2 separate regions of the Homo sapiens genome follow, and region 1 is linked to region 2. Evidence: chromatin loops called from intact Hi-C (ENCODE). Cell type or tissue: ovary. All regions are shown on one strand. Each heading gives the region's core, and the rest is flanking DNA. Links, peaks and the distances in the headings are about the cores only. Region 1 overlaps ACKR3 (atypical chemokine receptor 3). Region 2 overlaps COPS8-DT (COPS8 divergent transcript).

Region 1 (8,805 bases), core at 605-8,604, 430 kb before region 2:
CTTCACGGCCCTGCATGTCACACAGTGCCTGTCGCTGGTGCACTGCTGCGTCAACCCTGTCCTCTACAGCTTCATCAATCGCAACTACAGGTACGAGCTGATGAAGGCCTTCATCTTCAAGTACTCGGCCAAAACAGGGCTCACCAAGCTCATCGATGCCTCCAGAGTCTCAGAGACGGAGTACTCTGCCTTGGAGCAGAGCACCAAATGATCTGCCCTGGAGAGGCTCTGGGACGGGTTTACTTGTTTTTGAACAGGGTGATGGGCCCTATGGTTTTCTAGAGCAAAGCAAAGTAGCTTCGGGTCTTGATGCTTGAGTAGAGTGAAGAGGGGAGCACGTGCCCCCTGCATCCATTCTCTCTTTCTCTTGATGACGCAGCTGTCATTTGGCTGTGCGTGCTGACAGTTTTGCAACAGGCAGAGCTGTGTCGCACAGCAGTGCTGTGCGTCAGAGCCAGCTGAGGACAGGCTTGCCTGGACTTCTGTAAGATAGGATTTTCTGTGTTTCCTGAATTTTTTATATGGTGATTTGTATTTAAATTTTAAGACTTTATTTTCTCACTATTGGTGTACCTTATAAATGTATTTGAAAGTTAAATATATTTTAAATATTGTTTGGGAGGCATAGTGCTGACATATATTCAGAGTGTTGTAGTTTTAAGGTTAGCGTGACTTCAGTTTTGACTAAGGATGACACTAATTGTTAGCTGTTTTGAAATTATATATATATAAATATATATAAATATATAAATATATGCCAGTCTTGGCTGAAATGTTTTATTTACCATAGTTTTATATCTGTGTGGTGTTTTGTACCGGCACGGGATATGGAACGAAAACTGCTTTGTAATGCAGTTTGTGACATTAATAGTATTGTAAAGTTACATTTTAAAATAAACAAAAAACTGTTCTGGACTGCAAATCTGCACACACAACGAACAGTTGCATTTCAGAGAGTTCTCTCAATTTGTAAGTTATTTTTTTTTAATAAAGATTTTTGTTTCCTAAAAATGCATCAAGTCTCAGTTTTCAAAGTGTGTTTTGGCACTTGAATAGCACACATGATAATAATTCATGGATATATATGGCACACACAGGCCACCTGCATGAACATGCTCAGAAAAAGAGTGCTGCTGTAAAGCAAAAGCTACCAGGTTAACTTGTTTGAAATGATATAAAAAGAAAAAATCATTTGAGCACACTGCATGGTTTTTAAAAAAATTTTCAGGCAATAGTGTTTTTGGTGTGGGGGATGATTGCTAGGGTCCAGCTAGGAGAGAAGGCTGGCACAGAGAAGGTGCCACTTGCTTCTACTTCCTGCTGGCCAGAGCCATCTCTGTTCTGAACCTGTCTGAACTCTCCGTCCAGACAGGAGAGTTTCAGGGTGCAGGACTGGTGTCCTCATCTGTACCACCTGTGTGCTTCCAGGGCCAGTGGCACAGCCCCTTAAATCTCATCTGCTAAGGTAAACACCTCCAGGGGCAATATTTCCTATTGAGAGTTTTCATTTAAACCATGCCAATCAGCTACCCCCTTGAGGCCACACAATGAGCGAATCCCCAGCTTGCGCATGTCCTTACTAGTGGTTGGAAAGAGTGCTCTCAGAATGGCCAGTTCCTGCTGTGCCCTCTCTAACTCTACCTGGAGCCACAAGAATGGCGGAGACTTCAACAGACGAGTCAGCTGGGCAGGGGCTCAGAGAGGGGCTGGGCTCCCAGCACTGCCCTCACCACCTCCACCTCTGCCAAGACCTCTCTGCACAGAGAGCTGTTTGCCAACCCAAAGGCAGACCCAGATGCTCGTCTGACCTGTGGGCTTGGGCGCTGCTGCTAGGTTGGAAAGCACCTTGTGCAAGTCCTTGCCCCACAGACCCACAATGGGCAGCCCTGCAGTCCCCAGGGGCCCATAGACCGAGTGCACTACAGGGGAATCCTATTTCCTGCAAAGGTCTTCACAGCTTAGAGTTTTGAAACTAGGGCTGTAACTTACTGGAAATATGTTCTTGATACACATGTACATCCTCAGGTGCATATATACACCTGGTCTTCAGTGGGATTCTGGTCCGATAACAATGATGTAGATAGTGGGATAACAGCATACAAGAGGCAAAGATACCAAGAAGAAGGGAAAATAAGAGTAGGTAGGATGGCAACATGGAATCGGGAAAGTTCTCGACCCAAATATGTGTTCCTTGACGATAAAAATGGCTTGCATGTTTGCTGTGAGCCTTCTAGGGGTCAAGTTCAGGCAGAAATACACTTTTCCAGTAGTAAATTCAAAATGGGGAGGGGGAGGAGGGCATCAATTGCAGTCCACATGCTCAGCCTTGCAATAGATGGGCGGTAAAAGGCATTCAACTGAACTGCTATGCTGAATTGCCATCGCGGTCCATCCAGCGGTCTCTCCCACCCGCTTACCCTAGAATTTCAGTAGGTTCCCGGGGGCTAACAGTGCTGGGGTGGGTGAGGGTCTTTCAGGCTTGTGTGTCTACGTGGATGTCTGAGAGGACCTGTCGATCCTTCTGCAGGGCTCCTCTGCCACCCCAGTTCATGTGGCTCTTGCTGCTGCTTTTGCCTCGCTGGATGGTGAGACTGGTCTGGCCCTTTTCTGTTTTTCTGCTGTTCTGCAGCCTGGGGGCTGCCCCAGCTGCCTCCTCCCACACTGCAGTGGAGGGGGTGGGGAGGGAGGGTGACACTGAACTGGACCCGGACTCACCAGGTGGCACCTTTTGCTTTGGGGGGATTTTCCATCTCCCACAGGGCCCAGGGCACCGTGGCCTACTGTCCCAGACCCTCCGACGTCCCTGGGGTCTGCTGTCTGCAGGGGCAGGCTCCATCTCGGGAATGCTCCAGTGACTGTGTTCTTTCTGTTCCTTCTAGAAATCCCCTTCTTTGTCCTGCCTGGGGCTGGAAGACTTGCTGGTTTATTCCTAGTTATCTGGACTCAAAATCTCTTTCCTTTGATTTCCACTGCAGGGTCCTTCCCTGGAGCCAGGTGGGATAACAGAGGCTGGGTCAAGGGACACAGAGTGTCCTGAGGGGAGGGGAGTTAATACTGAAAAAAAAAAAAAAATCAGCCCCACCCTATGACTGTGGTGTAGAAGAGGCAGAGAGAATCCTGAGCTGTATTTGGATATGGGGTGGGCCTTGAAGGGAGGAGGGGTGGACAGGAGACCCCTGGCTCTCCTCAAATCCAGGGACTAGAGGGCCTGCAGTGCTGCCATTGGAGGGTCATTCTTTGGCGTCCTTTTCTCTGTACAGATCTTCCAAGACACCCGCCTCCTGATGTGGTAAGAAAGCTGTTAGCGCCATGACCTTGGACCCCAGGAAGGATGTCTGGAGCCCCAGGCACAGGGTGGGACCTCAGAGTTGGGAGAAAAGCAGCTTTGGCTTTCTTGATGGCGCTTCCTGGAGCCTCCTCCCATCCCAGGCTCTAATACTCTGCTCCTGTTTCATGGTTGAAATGCCCAAGGCATGGCGGGCGGTGGGCAGCGGAAGGCCACCCCCAGCAGCCCGGATGGCAGCCCGTCATCAGTGAGTCAGTGTTAAATGCTTTCCATCTGGTTCAACGTATGAGCTGCTGACCTTGATTGTACCCCAGGTTCCCCACAAGTGAAGAAGAAAAATAATGCCGCTGAAAAGCCCAGATGGAAAATCATCTGAGCACAAGGGAATACGATCTATTTGCTGGCTGATGGCTTTTGGTCCTTCCAAGAGTCTCGCAGCAACCTGGGATGGGACCCCACTGATATCTGTGGTCAGATCTGGGCAGAGCAGCAATACATTTTAAATCTTCTGTAGCCGATGCTTCCTGGGGCCTCTCCAGGAGGCAGCAGCTCCGGGGCATGGTCTATTTTATTAGGAATGTGGAAATTCTGCCTTACTGGGCTTCTACTCTGAGGATATTGGCTGTATATATGTAATGGATCTGGGAGACATCACATTTAGGTAAGCACAGGTGTCTCAGAACTCTGGGGAAAAGTGGCGTGCTGTGGATCTGTACTGTTGGGATGGATGGCTGAGGAAGACAGCAGAGAAAGTTCCCAGAGCTTTCTCCTGGAGGTATGAGCTTTTGCCCCTAAGTGCCAGGGATACCTCTGCATGGGCCTATGCCACTGAGATTTTAGTCCTTCAGGGGCAGTGGTTTCAGGTGGGCTAAATGCTTTAAAAGATCGACCCACCGCTATAGAACATTTCCCACTTCCTGTTTCTTAGTCTTGGATTTCCCAGGAAAAGCTCCCTGGTGGTTTGCATTTATGCAGGGACTGCTAAGATCCCACAGTCTCGATATCAATGACATTTGATATGGAACACGATTAGTTTGAATGAGGTTTGATAGGACATTAAACCACTCGAAAGTGGTTGAGATTTATGGTGGTTCGTTTGCCCTGAGGATGGCTGAGGACGGCCTGACTCTTCCATAAACTCTTCTGGCAGAGTAGCAGAGTTTGCTCACCTCGTGCAGTCTCTGACGCTCACACAGACCTGTGCATACACCTAGACTTGCTACCATCTGTGTGACCAACACACACTCCTGGACACAGTTTCCATGTGCATGTTTAGGACCATCCTAGCGAGAGCCTGGGCCACAGGGTTGAGATCCGCCTTCTCAAAGTCTCAGGCCTCTGCCAAGTGTGTAGCCCAAAGAACCATCACTGTTTACTATCCTGGGGAATGTGGGCCAGGTTTTAGCTTTGCTAAACTTAGCTTCCTTGTTTATAATGTTGGACGATGATAGTACTTGATTCATAGGGTAATCGTAATGATCAGATCGCACAGTCTCTGCAAAATGCATGTCACGGTGCCTGGGGCACACATAGTACATGCTCAGAGAACAACAGCCATTCTGACCACTTTCTCTGGGCATAATTTGCATTTTTCTTGAGAAGAAACAATGCATTTCAGAGAAATCGGGCAAGAGAATATCTGCCTGTGGGTGGTGAGTGAAAAGATGAGGCACATCTGTCTCAAACTCATTCTAACTGGGGACAATTTGCACCCCCAGGAGACATTTGTCAATGTCCAGAGATATCTTTAGTTGTCCCAACTTGGGGTGGGGAATGCTAATGTCATCTTGTGAGTCAAGGCCAAGAATGCTGCTGAACAGCCAGTTGTGCACAGGAGAGCCCCCAGACAGAGAATTACTGATATGGCTTGACGGTGTCCCCACCCAAATCTTATCTTGAACTCTAGCTCCCATAATTCCCACATGTTGTGGGAGGGACCTGGTGGGAGATAACTTGAGGCAGCTGGTAGAAAAGCAGCTTTGGCTTTCTTGATGGCGTTTCCTGGAGCCTCCTCCCAATCATGAGGGCAGTTTCCCCCGTACTGTTCTTGTGGTAGTGAATAAGTCTCATGAGATCTGATGGTTTTATATGGGGTTTCCCTTTTCACTTGGCTCTCCTTCTCTCTTGCCGGCCACCATGTAAGACATGCCTTTCACCTTCCACCATGATTGTGAGGCCTCCCCTGACATGTGGAGCTGTGAGTTCATGAAACCTCTTTTTCTTTATAAATTAGTCTCCGGTATGTGTTTATCAGCAGTGTGAAAACAGACTAACACAATTACTGAGTCCCAAATGTCAACTGAGTGGAGGTGGAGAGACCCTGGCCTAGGATAAAGCCAACCATTAAGACACAAGACTTCTGGATGCCATTCACTGCCTAGGGAGTTCACTGAGGGTACACAGAGCACCTGGGGAAAAGCATCTGAGTCCTTAGAGCCATGGCTTCTCCATTTCCTGCCCCTCAACTCAGCAGAACCCTAACAGGCCAGGGCAGCACAGACAATCATGCAATGTGGATTCACGCCAGCATCTCCACTGTGCCCAAATATGTTTCAACTACAGGAATTTGGGGCATTTGCCATTTACATAAAAGATGTACTCCTGAAATAGGAACACACAAATTAAACATTAGTAGACATTTTAAGTACCCTTGGGAAGCTTTAAATTGTAATTTAAGATTTAAAGTATTTTGCCTAAAAAGCTCCAGAAAGAACACGGTTAGCAGGACAGAGCTGTGGACAGGACTGCATGAGACCAGGGTGATAGATTCAGTTCTGCTTCTTATTAGCTCCATGGCATTAGAAATATTTCTCCTCAGTTTCCTCACCCTCAAAATTACCTCTCCACCTTTATTAAAGGATTGTTGTAGAGATTGAAAGAGAGCATATATGCGAATCAATGCAGTTGAGTGAATGGACAGAAGAATGAGTGAAGTACTTTGAAACCTGCGTAGGGCCACGCAAATGTTCCTAACCCTTTTCTAAGCTTTTTTTCGTTTTGTTATCGGCATGATTCATTTTTATATTGCCCAATGCTTAACCCACGTGCTGTCCAGTTATGTCACAGTATTGAAATCTATCACGCCTCTAGTGTGCCTCATTCGTTCCGGGTTTGTCTGAAGTCTACAAGGGGTTCATGTTCACCTGTCTATTGCTGTCAGGCGCGGTGCTCATGGCCTTTGTCTAGGTTTTTCAGGGCTGGGCTTCTCCAGCTCTGACATCAACAGCCCTGGGGACAGGACCCCTGTGAAGGGGGATATGGTTATCTGGATGGCATGGGAAGAGGAATGCCCAATTCTGGAGTTTTTCTTATTTTTCAAAAGCTTCATTTTTGTTGGCTTTTCATATGCTTATGCACCCAGACCTTTCCATGTGGGATTCGGAACGGCTGACAATCATGTCATTTCTCCCGACAGGTTGGGAGAAAAAAAGTGGTGGCTTCATCAGCCATTTGTTCCCTGTAATGCTCAGAAGCAGCAGAATGAAAAAATCTGAATTTCCATAGTTATTTCCGGAACTAAACTGATTAAAATCATTTCCTAGGTAGGTCGGCATCTTCCCTTTCACAGTTTTCAGAAGAAAAGGCAAAGAGAAAGTCATTGTGGCAATGGCATTAAATCTGCTTGGGTGACTCAGAATGTATGTTGGCACGGCAACATGTCATGGGGCGAGCGGCAAACATGTCCTGTCGGTGGCGGTGGCGTGTCTGAAAGGGCCTTGGGCTCCACCGTGCCATGCTGGATTTGCTTCCTTTTAGCCTTTCACATGAAAGTGTTTGAAGCTAATCTTTTCATTCCTTTACGCGGGGCTCGTCAATAGGACGAACGCATTAAAGGTTTCCCCACCGTTGCGTTTCTCAGGGCCGTTGTTAAAAGTGTGAATTGTGTTTCGTGCCACACTGTAATGAGAATTTTAATTTCATGCGCAGCCCAAAGTGTAAATGAAAAATCGTCCGTTGCCCAGCTATGCAGACGGTGAATGTCTTTCCCTGCGACATATTCCACACTCGTTCTTGTTAATTTATTCATCCATCCACACGTTTGTTCGTTCACTCACTGATGGACAAGCTTTAGTGCGCGACCACTGTGTGCCCTGCTCTGTGCTTGTCTTAAAAATGTCACAGATGGCCGAGGGTGATTTTTTTTCCTGTTAAAATGCTCCCAGCCTGGAAGGGGAGAGGGGGAATGAGACGTAGAGAAATCATTAAGGGGCAACATGGTGAGAAGGATTCTGGAAGGATCCTTTAGATTGGGGGAATTGGGAAGGCTTAAAAAGGAGTCCTCCTATCCTGGCCCAACGATGGCCAGAACCTCGGAGGGCAAGCCCCGGGGATGAGGTATGGGGATGGCAGGCCTCAGTTCCTGGGATGCCATCACTTTTGGGGGTAGACACTTCAAGGAAAAGCGGAGGTGTCTGAGAGGTGTTCAGAAGTTGACAAACACTGATGTTGTCATCATTGTGCGGTAAGAGCTATTGATGGCAGGAATCAAAGGTCATCATGGCCACTACCAGTGAGGACAGAAAAAGAGGCTTGGAGCCAGGAAGTCGGGAAAGTGGACAGAGAGGCCTCTGGGCTCTGCAGGTCAATGGCTGTAGCCTCCTTCTGGCTTTGCTGTGCAGCCAGGGACCTTGTCTTCCCCGCTCGGACAATCAAACAAGCAGCTCGGAGTTCATGACTATCTGGGAATCCTGCTTAGCCAAAAACGACATCTGTCAGATGGGTTTCCCTTTTTCCCTGGAGGTTTTCGAAAGCTCTGGTTGTTCTTGAGGATCGCTTGACCCCAGGCAGACCCTTGAGCCACACCCTTGCTGCAGGCGGTGCTCATAGAGTATGCGATGCTTGGTGGGAGACCCTCTGGAGCACTGTTCATGAGCACAAGCCTGGGCTGAGACCCAGACACCAATGGCAGCAAGCAGTTTTCACCCCCGCACCCAAGGCGGGGCCTCTTGAGACAATCACAGGATTAGTATAAATAGAACTTGTGGGGAAGCAAAATTTTAATTCTATCATGGCTCTCAGCTCTTCCCTGCTGTAGAAGGTACCACTGGACGTGTGTTTCCAGAAGGAAGGGGCAACTCTCTGTAAGCCTGAGCTCCTCTCCTCATCCCTGCCTGGTGGCACACACCGCAGTGGCCTATGCTGGTCTCCGTGGCGGTTCAGAGGAGGCGGAGACTACATTTTCATACTGGGTTCACGGTCTCACCTGGCCAGCCCTGACCCAGTGTCTCCATCGCTCACAGTCTCACCTGGTCAGCAAGACCCAGTGTCTTCGTCATATTGCACCCTCCCCTACACCAAATTTTTTTAAGCCAAGGAATTAGGGTCATCTCTACATGCAAAACCCAATCTGGGCACGGGCAGAGGTGCCTGGTGCCCACGGCTCTCTATCCCCTGCCCTCTACCCGGCCCTTCCCCACAAGGCCCGTGCACTGAGTTACTGAAAACTTGACCTGCACCCCTCAAGCTGTTGCCCTTGGGTACTGGGACCCCTCAACATAAGGAGGGCTGGACATGCCTTG
Region 2 (8,805 bases), core at 321-8,320:
CCTCATGATCCGCCCGCCTCGGCCTCCCAAAGTGCTGGGATTACAGGCGTGAGCCACCATGCCCAGCCCTAAGTGTTTTAATTTTTAAATGAAGGAATGTACCATTTATAGAAAAAACACTTTAATATTACAAACCAAACAGAAGGACTTTAAACATATATTTAAGTAAATAGTGTTTAGGCTCATTTTCTATTGATAGTGTCTTATCAAATATATAGTGTTTGTACATAGTATGGATGTGTTTTGTAAAGCCCTCTTGAGCTAATTCTTTCGTACAACTCAATAACCTTGCAGGAGGATTAGTGTAGAAGGTATGTTTCTGTGAAATAAGCACTCAGAACAGTGCCTGGCATATGGGAAGCACTACATAGTTTTCAGCTGCTGCTGATGTTATTATTGTTATTGTTATTATTATTGTTATTATGTGGGGCAAATGTGTTTTCTGGAATGTAGCCAACAACGGAGAACGTTTTGGAGACTGAGCAAAGGCTCAAACTGAATATTCTGGAGACAATGATGCTTACAGAATGGTCCAAGATATTGACTGAGGATGAACCTGCAAGGCTGAATATATCATTACTCAGCAATGAATACGTACTGCGTGGTTTACATTGTCCATGAAATACACGACAATTCATTAAGAAAGAGTTCATGGTCTTAGGAATGAACTTATACAATATTAAGGTTAAACATATCAGGCAGAGGGATATGGAATTTAAACAACATGCCACTTCTGGGTTTTTTGTTTTTTGTTTTTTTCATTAGTGGGTGTTAATTCTAAATTGACTAGGATACAACTGGGGAACACTGGGGAATGCGGGAGGCAGAAATAAAAGGCCAGGAGGGAAATATGAGAGAAAATTTAATCTTCTATATGGAAACCATGGGCAGAGCCAACGGGCTCCAGTCGTCCCGGCTGAGGTCACTGTGAAGTTGAACCCAGACATGGAGTCCCAACCACAATCAGCAAGGGTGCCTGGATGGTGACCTCCCCAGACCAGGCAGCAACAAATGTCAACCTTCTCTCCTAAGTATGCCTAAAATCCGTCTAAGTCTCCCCATCTCCACAATCATCAGTTTAGATCATTCATTCACTGAAACAAATATTTATTCAGCACTAACGCTATCCCAAGAACTAAGCCAGCTGCCAGATTCGAATAGAGAGGAAACCAGGTGAATTCCCTGGAGACCCACTGGTCTTCCTGCATCTGCTCCAACTCACCGGGAATACCAGCTTCAAGCTGCAGTGAGAGAGACATTTCAGTGCCCGTGTCTCGTTATAGCAGGCACTGCTACACCCTCCATGGCTTCTCTTTGCTCTTAGGGGATGTGTTAGGGCAGAAAAGATAAATAGATGGATAAATAGATAGATGGGTAGATAGATTGATTGATACATAGACAGATACAAAAATAGATATATGAGAAGGTATTTAATAGGGGACTTGGCTCACACAATTATGGAGGCTGAGAGGTTCCACAATAGGCCTTCTGCCAGCTTGGGAACCAGGAAAGCCAGGAGCATAGCTCAATCTAAGTCTGAAGGCCTGAGAATCAGTCGGCTGTTGGGGTAAGGGTAACTCTCAGTCTGAGGCCAACCACCTTAGAACCAGGACCACTGGTGAAAATCCTGAAGTGTGAAGGCTGGAGAGCCTGGAATTCTGATGTCCAAGAGCAGGAGAGCAGGAGAAGAAGGTTGTCCCAGCTCCAAAAGAGAGAGAAGAGATTCTTCTTTCCTTTGCGTTGTGTGTGTGTGTGTGTGTGTGTGTGTGTGTGTGTGTGTGTGTGTGTTTTGCTCTATCTGAACCCTCAACCCATTGGATGGTGACCACCTACATTGGGTGAAGGTGGACCTTCCTTACTCAGTTACTGATTCAAACACCAACCTCTTCTGCAAACACCTTCACAGGCATATCCAGAGATGACACTTAACCAGCTAGCTGGGCAACCCTTAATGCAGTCGACACCTAAAATTCACCATCACAGGGAGGGAATTCTTAACAGGGACCACGGCTCCTACCCCTTCGCCACATCTCCGTTGGCCCCTGTGCTTCTTGGCCCCCCTACTTCTGTGGAACCTTTGGTGACAATGCTTCCTCTTAGTATAGAGACTATCTACTTTCTGTTCCCTGTAATGGGAATGCTGTTCCCTCCAGTCCCCAGCTGGTGAACTCATTCTCTGACGTGCCTAACAAGTTCAAGTTCCCTCTTAATGGGCTCTCATAGCATGGTATTCTGTTCCTTAATGAATGCACTTGCAGTTCACAGGATGACAATTAGATCAGCATCTGTACCCCCTCCCCATTCCTCATCTGTAAACTCCGTTATATTCCCAGTATCTAGAACTGTGCCCAATCAATATCTATTGAATGAATGAGCAATATAATTTCTATTTCAAATATGAAGAAACAAGAATGAGGAAGGTCACATAACTTACCTGATATCACATATTAAGTAAATGTGAAAGTCTGAACTTGAACCCAGAGTATCTGATTCCAAAGCCCCTATTCTCATGCTTTCTTACAGGGATAGGACCGTGCATGTAGAAAGAGCCAGGGTCCAAGCTTGCACCTTCAGGGTAACCTGAGCCAATTCCCTCATCTCAGCTGCCTGGGCAGCTGTCAGCCAAGCCTGGGGACACAGGGTTGGAGGAAGCATCCCTCCTGCAGAATTCTCCACACTACTGTGTAAAGGCTGGCTGCTGTCCACAATTGCTCATCATCCAGGGACTACAGGAGAATAGGGATGAATCTCTTTGTTTCCACAGACTTCTGTGACCTTTCATTTTCATCATCTAAAAAAAATCTCGACCATGTAGGAGACCATTAAAGGACTTCACTTGCTTCAAGGGATCAACAGCTCATGAAATGGCATGTCTTTGTTGGTGCAGAGAAAGGCTGCAGTGGTCCGATTTCTATTAAAAGTAAATAGTTAAGCTGCAGTCCTGAGGCAGCTGAGGAGGTGATTAGTGTGCTGACACAGTGATAGATGATAAACATAATAGAGCTTGACGGAAATTAATGATATTTTGAATCTTTAATAATGGTACGTAACTATCTAAAAGAGATATCTCCATCACAATGTAATTCTTTTAAAAGCCAGGGGAGCTTTGATGACAACTGAGTAAAAACTTTGTATATGGACAAGATTAGAGGGAAACACGGTAAACGGAAATAATTAGATTTCCAGAGTGTCAGAGTGATAGGACTGTGAGTGAGTCTTTTATTTTAATTTCCTTTAATATTATCACGATGGGCTTATGAACAATTGATTCTTTTAAATATAAAAAACCGAGTGGAAAGCTGTCCTCTTCAAAATACGTGTCTGTTTTTTGATGAGAATACAAAGATTGAGTTAATGCATGCCCTTTTCCCTCCTTCCAGCAACCCGAACATTCTCTGTTCCATCCTGCAAATGAAAGTTACATGCAGGGCCATTGTCTGTGAGTTCTTGTCCATTAAGAGTTTGGGAAAATGCACACTTGCCCCAAGAGAAAAGGTCAGAAGCCGGCCAAAGGAATGCCTTCTGGGACAATGGGCCATTGTGACACCCGGGGCCTTGATTAATCACCTACATCTTCGGCGAAACTATTCTAAGTGGCATTGCAAGAGACACCCCGAGTTAGAGGCTGCATGAGAAGAGGAAGGGAGGCATGCTCAGGGCGAATTTGGGCGTCCCTCCTACATAACAGGATCCATGATCTGGAATGCCACCCTGACTGGGCAGCAACCTTTAATTAAGTTCCCATTTCCTCACATCCTGGTTTGTTTCACTGCTAATCAGATGGAAATATTAATTGAGATCATAAATAATAATCCTGTGAAAACATATATGGCAGTTAGAGGCATTATAAGCCATCACTGATTTTCATAGCAAAGCCTGTTCCCAACAGCCACATGCTGAATCCGTGGGCTCTAAAAGTGGCCCATAGCATCTGTGGAAGCTCATAGGGTTGGCAATTCCAGAATCACGTCTAAGGACCTTCCCTGCACTAAGTTTGCAAATTAGTCACAACCTGGTTTACGCTGGTGCAGTTATCTGAGTAAGCCGATAATGCTTTGCATACATTTCATTTCCTTCCACTAAGGAGCTGAGAGCGGTTTCTCATGATAAGAAACTTGGCAGTAAAAGAGTCCACTAGACCTCACATTCCCTGAATATCTCAAAAGTTGGCTTTGCTTTCCTAACAAGAGCAAGCCATTTCTTCAATTTACACAATCTCTTCAGAATCCTTCTGGAAAAATGACCAGGTTTTACCCACGATGTCAAACCAGCAAGAAGGCGAAAGACAACCCGTGCTCAAGCTGCCTGATGAACGCGCTGGGCTTTGTCTGGCCTAACCTGTGAACTCCTTCAAGCACCGTCATGAACGCCACCCTCTGCACGGCGACAGACTGTCATTCTTCCCGCAAACAAATTTGCTTCCTGAGCAATGATTTTTGGTTTAAAGAACTGTTGACAGTGGTTGTTTGACAGAGACAGAAGGCAGAGACAGAAATGGGAGCAGTTTTGGAAAAGCAGGACCAAAAGAATCAATGAGTCTGAGGAGGGTCCCTCGCCTGCCAGCCCTTTCCAAGATCAGCGGGCCGTTTTCTGTAATTGAAAAGGGAGTTCTGGGGACAGGTAGGACCTGATGTGATGAGTTCCATTAAGCGGGAAGCGAGTATATCTTAATCAGAGACTATAGCCTAAGGACAAAAAGATAGAGAGCCTGGAGGTTAGCTGAAAAGAGAAAGAAGAGCAGAAGCTTGGGAAAGACACTGGAGAAGTTTGGGAGCCTCCTTGGCCTCGGTTGCTGGGTCCTGCTGCAGGAACACACGCAGAGGCACAGCACCCTGACTTCTGTTCAGTGCAGCAGCTTCTCTGCCTTCCTCCTTACCTCCCTCAGCTCCTATTCATGCAAACCTTTGTCCAGGAAAACTGGGGGGCATTGAAGTGACAAACGCAGGGCAGGACATTGTTCCAATTCCGGTTTCAGTACCAGATACCTGTATGACCTCAGCATGCTGGGCTTCGGCGTCTGCACTGAACAATTACAACACTGGACCAAGTGACCGCTCCATCTCTGTCCAGCAGGTCTGCTCTATGATAAGGCACGATTTGCTTTCCGGTATCAGCAGCTCAACAGCCCCTGTTCTGAGTGTCACAACAGTCTCCAAGATGGGTGTCCTGGTGATTTGCTGTTTTATAAAGCACACAGCTGTTATCCATCAATTCAGCCAGAGGATCTTTCTTTGCAGGCTCTGCTGACTGTTACAAAGGAAATAAGTAGTAGCACAAAGGAAACAAGACATAGTTATTCTCAAAGGGCTGAGAATCTGGTTGGAGAAATCAGACAGATTCACAGATGGGCAACAAAAGCTGATAAGAGGGCCGGGTGTGGTGTCTCATGCAGGTAATCCCAGCACTTTGGGAGGATGAGGTGGGTGGATCATTTGAAGTCAGGAGTTCAAGACCAGCCTGGTCAACACAGTGAAACTCTGTCTCCACTAAAAATATAAAAATTAGTGGCAGGGTAGTGGCATGCGCCTATAATCCCAGGTACTCAGGAGGCTGAGGCAGGAGAATCGCTTGAGCCTGGGAGGCGGAGGTTGCAGTGAGCCAAGATCACACCACTGCACTCCAGCCTGGGCAACAGAGTGAGACTTCATCTCAAAAAAAAAAAAAAAAAAAGGCTGATAAGACAACAAAATAAAAGACAATGCAGTGTAGTAGAAATGACCCTGGGGCTCCTTTTTTCCCCACTGTATTTTTTTTATTCTTATGGATCTCGGGGGTAGGAAGGTAGTTCTGTTACATGTCTACGTTGCATAGTGGTAACGTCTAGGCTTTTAGTGTACCCACTGCCCAAATAATGAACACTGGTCCCAACAGGTAATTTTTCAGCCCTTACCGACTTCCCATCCTCCCCACCTTCTGAAGTCTCCAAGGATTCCCCTGTATGTCCATGCGGGCCCACTGTTTAGCTCCCACTTCTAAGTGAGAACATATGATATTTGACTTTCTGTTTCTGAGTTATTTCACTTAGGAGAATGGCCTCCAGTTCCATCCATGTTGCTGCAAAACACATGATTCCATTCTCTTTTATGGCTGAATATATACACCACATATTCTTTTTCTTTTTCCTTTTTTTTTTTTTTTTTGAGACAGTCTCGCTCTGTCACCCAGGCTGGAGTACAGTGGTGCAATCTCAGCTCACTGCAACCTCCACTTCCGGGTTCACGCCATTCTCATGCCTCGGCTTCCCAAGTAGCTGGGACTACAGGTGTGCACCACCACACCCGGCTAATTTTCTTTCTATTTTTAGAAGGAGTTTCGCCATGTTGGCCGGGCTGATCTCAAACTCCTGACCTCAGGTGATCCACCTGCCTCAGCCTCCCAAAGTGCTGGGATTACAGGCATGAGCCACTGCGCCCGGCCCCGCATATTCTTTATCCACTCATCTATTAATGGACACTTAGGTTGATTTCCTGACTTTGCTATCATGAACATTATTGGAATAAACATAAAAAGATGGAATGCTTCATGAATTTGTATGTTATCCTGTGCAGGGGCCGTGCTCATCTTCTCTGCATTGTTCCAATTTTAGTGTATGTACTGCTCAAGTATACACCAGGACCCTTGGGTTCTATGTGAATTAACTCTTTTGCCTGTTAAGTCTCGATATTCTTGCCTACTAAATGGGGTGTCAGACTACATGATCTCCAAGATCCCTTTATGGAGTACATAATAATTAACTTAGGGAGGTGCAGAAAAAGTGTGTGCACAGGTGGTTGGGCCATTCAGTGTGTGACAGAGGCTGGGCTCTGCAGTGTGGGTCATAGTCAGAGATGTTCACAGGGCAGGGCCCCGGAGGCCACTGGAGGCCATTGCCAGCACAGAACATGGAAAGCCCAGATGCCCGAGGTCGCCAGGAACAGGACATGTCTACCAGAGAGGCTGGAAGGTGGGAGAGAGAGCACTTGGCTGGAGTCACCTGTGCCTTCCCAGGGAGGACTCTAGTGTTTCCACTTTGTCCCACTGACACTGGGGAGACTGGAAGGATTCCAAGCATGGGATACGGGATGAAAGTGGCACTGCCAAGGGGGTCTGACTGCTCCTAATGAGAATGGCCCTCACATGGGGTCTCCTGGTGCCACTGGCATTGCAGTGTCTCCAGGGGTTTTCCCATACTGGAAGGAACTAACAGGTAAAGAAGATTGAGGCAAAAGGTGAGAACCTCAAGGAACCTGAAGCTATTTGATTTTCTACCAGGGGGATTTCTACCCTAACTTGCCATCTCCAGCAGTATAGAGGTTTTGAGCTGTTCTTGATGCCTTGGAGTGATGTAACAGACTGGGGCACCTGGAAAAATCAAGTCAGCTTCTTTGAGAAACCTCTACAGGAAAATCAAACAACACTCATTCCCAAAACAACCACCACAAACCAGAACACCATCCTTTTTGGCCACAGAGGACAAGAAGGAGGGGGTTTTCTTGTAGTCAGATCCTTGATTTATCAACTGCCTGAATTGAAGTCATTCTCAGAAATAAAGGTGCAAACTAAATTGCAAAGGGGAGGCAAGTCTTTAACCCCAAGCATTGTTTTGGGGAAGACGGATCTCTTTGCCTAACTGAAGGGTAATAAACATTTCTTCCACAGCTGTTGAAACGTTTATACCTTTCACCATTGAGACAAGAAGACTCTGACAAAGAAAGCAATCAAAATGTTAACAGAAGGACTGGATAATGTTATATTGACTTCTTTGGAATTACTGACCTTCCATGGAAAGAGAATGGCATCTTCTAAAAATTAAACATTATTCTAAGTCTAGGACACACTTCTTTCAAGCAGCCTAGGTAAGACGATTTAGGAAGTTAGAAATGCAAACATTAGCTCAATAGATACAAAATAATTTAGTCTTATCCTTTCAATTTTTCCGATAAGTGAAGTTAAGGTGAAATGTCTAACTAATTCTCACAAGAAAGCAGGAATGCAGGGGGAGAATTCCATGAAGGAAGCCTTTGATCATTGCACCGCAGGACAGACGGGCATTCCCTCTGCGCTGACCGGCGGGAGTTAGAGTCCCCACATTGTGCGGTGGCAGCCTCTGCTTACTCATCAGAAGCTGCCTGGCTTTCCAAGCTTACTCCAGAAACTTGTAGAAATTTGAGAAAATGCAACCACCTCTGCTAGCAAACTAGTCCCTGGGACCCCCTGAGTCTCTGGCATTTCAATCACCTCCCACCTTCTGCTAGCATCTCTTCTGAGTTCCTCTCACTAAGGCCCTGCCACGGAAGGCTGCTCTACACCCAGTGCTGGTCCCTAATGCTCACTCAGCTTCGGCCACAGCCCAAGTCACCACTGGCCAGGCCTTAGGAGTAGGATGCCATGAGTCCAGCAGGCAGATTTAGCAGCAGAGCTTCGGGGCACCTGCCTTGTGCCGAGCCGCAAGGTCCACGGAGCTGAGCCTTGTCCTCTTGTTGTCACTTCTAGTCCCTAATAGGGGCTCAGCAAACATTTTTTGAATGTGTCACCAGAAGAAAGCCTGAATGCATGCATTAGAGTTGGAAGTGAGAGAGAGGGAGGGGGAATCATGGCTACGTAAGGATGATTTAGAAGAAGTGCCTGCCTTCAAGGAGCTTAGAATCTGGTGGTAAGAATAAGAAAAAATTATAATATAAGGTAGTATAGTAAATTAACTGCCTACATTATAGAAACAATGATAGGGATGATCTCATTACCCTTTAGCTCATATATTGCTTTAATTCTAAATCTTGGGATATGGTTGTAAGATGGTATTTGAACCAAACCTTGCACTAGGGAAAG

The links. Peaks named below come from ENCODE experiments on the same cell type or tissue, not always from the same donor. Only the 100,000 strongest peaks of a DNase experiment are listed, where the experiment ranks them.
Region 1: a loop joins it to region 2, with 1.9 times the contacts of the local background. A loop is called at or near these places in 13 of 110 quality-filtered maps.

What each region holds. Positions count from the first base shown.
Region 1 is chr2:236,581,344-236,590,148 of GRCh38, forward strand. It overlaps ACKR3 (atypical chemokine receptor 3), which reads left to right. Exons shown (of 2, transcript NM_020311.3): 2 at 1-1,011. The coding sequence ends at 211. Among named protein-coding and RNA genes, the nearest start is that of ACKR3, 16 kb to the left of the region's middle. In ovary, for the core only: no CTCF peak of the experiment used is centred there; no DNase peak of the experiment used is centred there.
Region 2 is chr2:237,008,700-237,017,504 of GRCh38, forward strand. All of the region lies in intron 1 of COPS8-DT (COPS8 divergent transcript), which reads right to left. It also overlaps the pseudogene RNU6-1051P. Among named protein-coding and RNA genes, the nearest start is that of COPS8-DT, 73 kb to the right of the region's middle. In ovary, for the core only: no CTCF peak of the experiment used is centred there; a DNase peak (open chromatin) is centred at 4,350.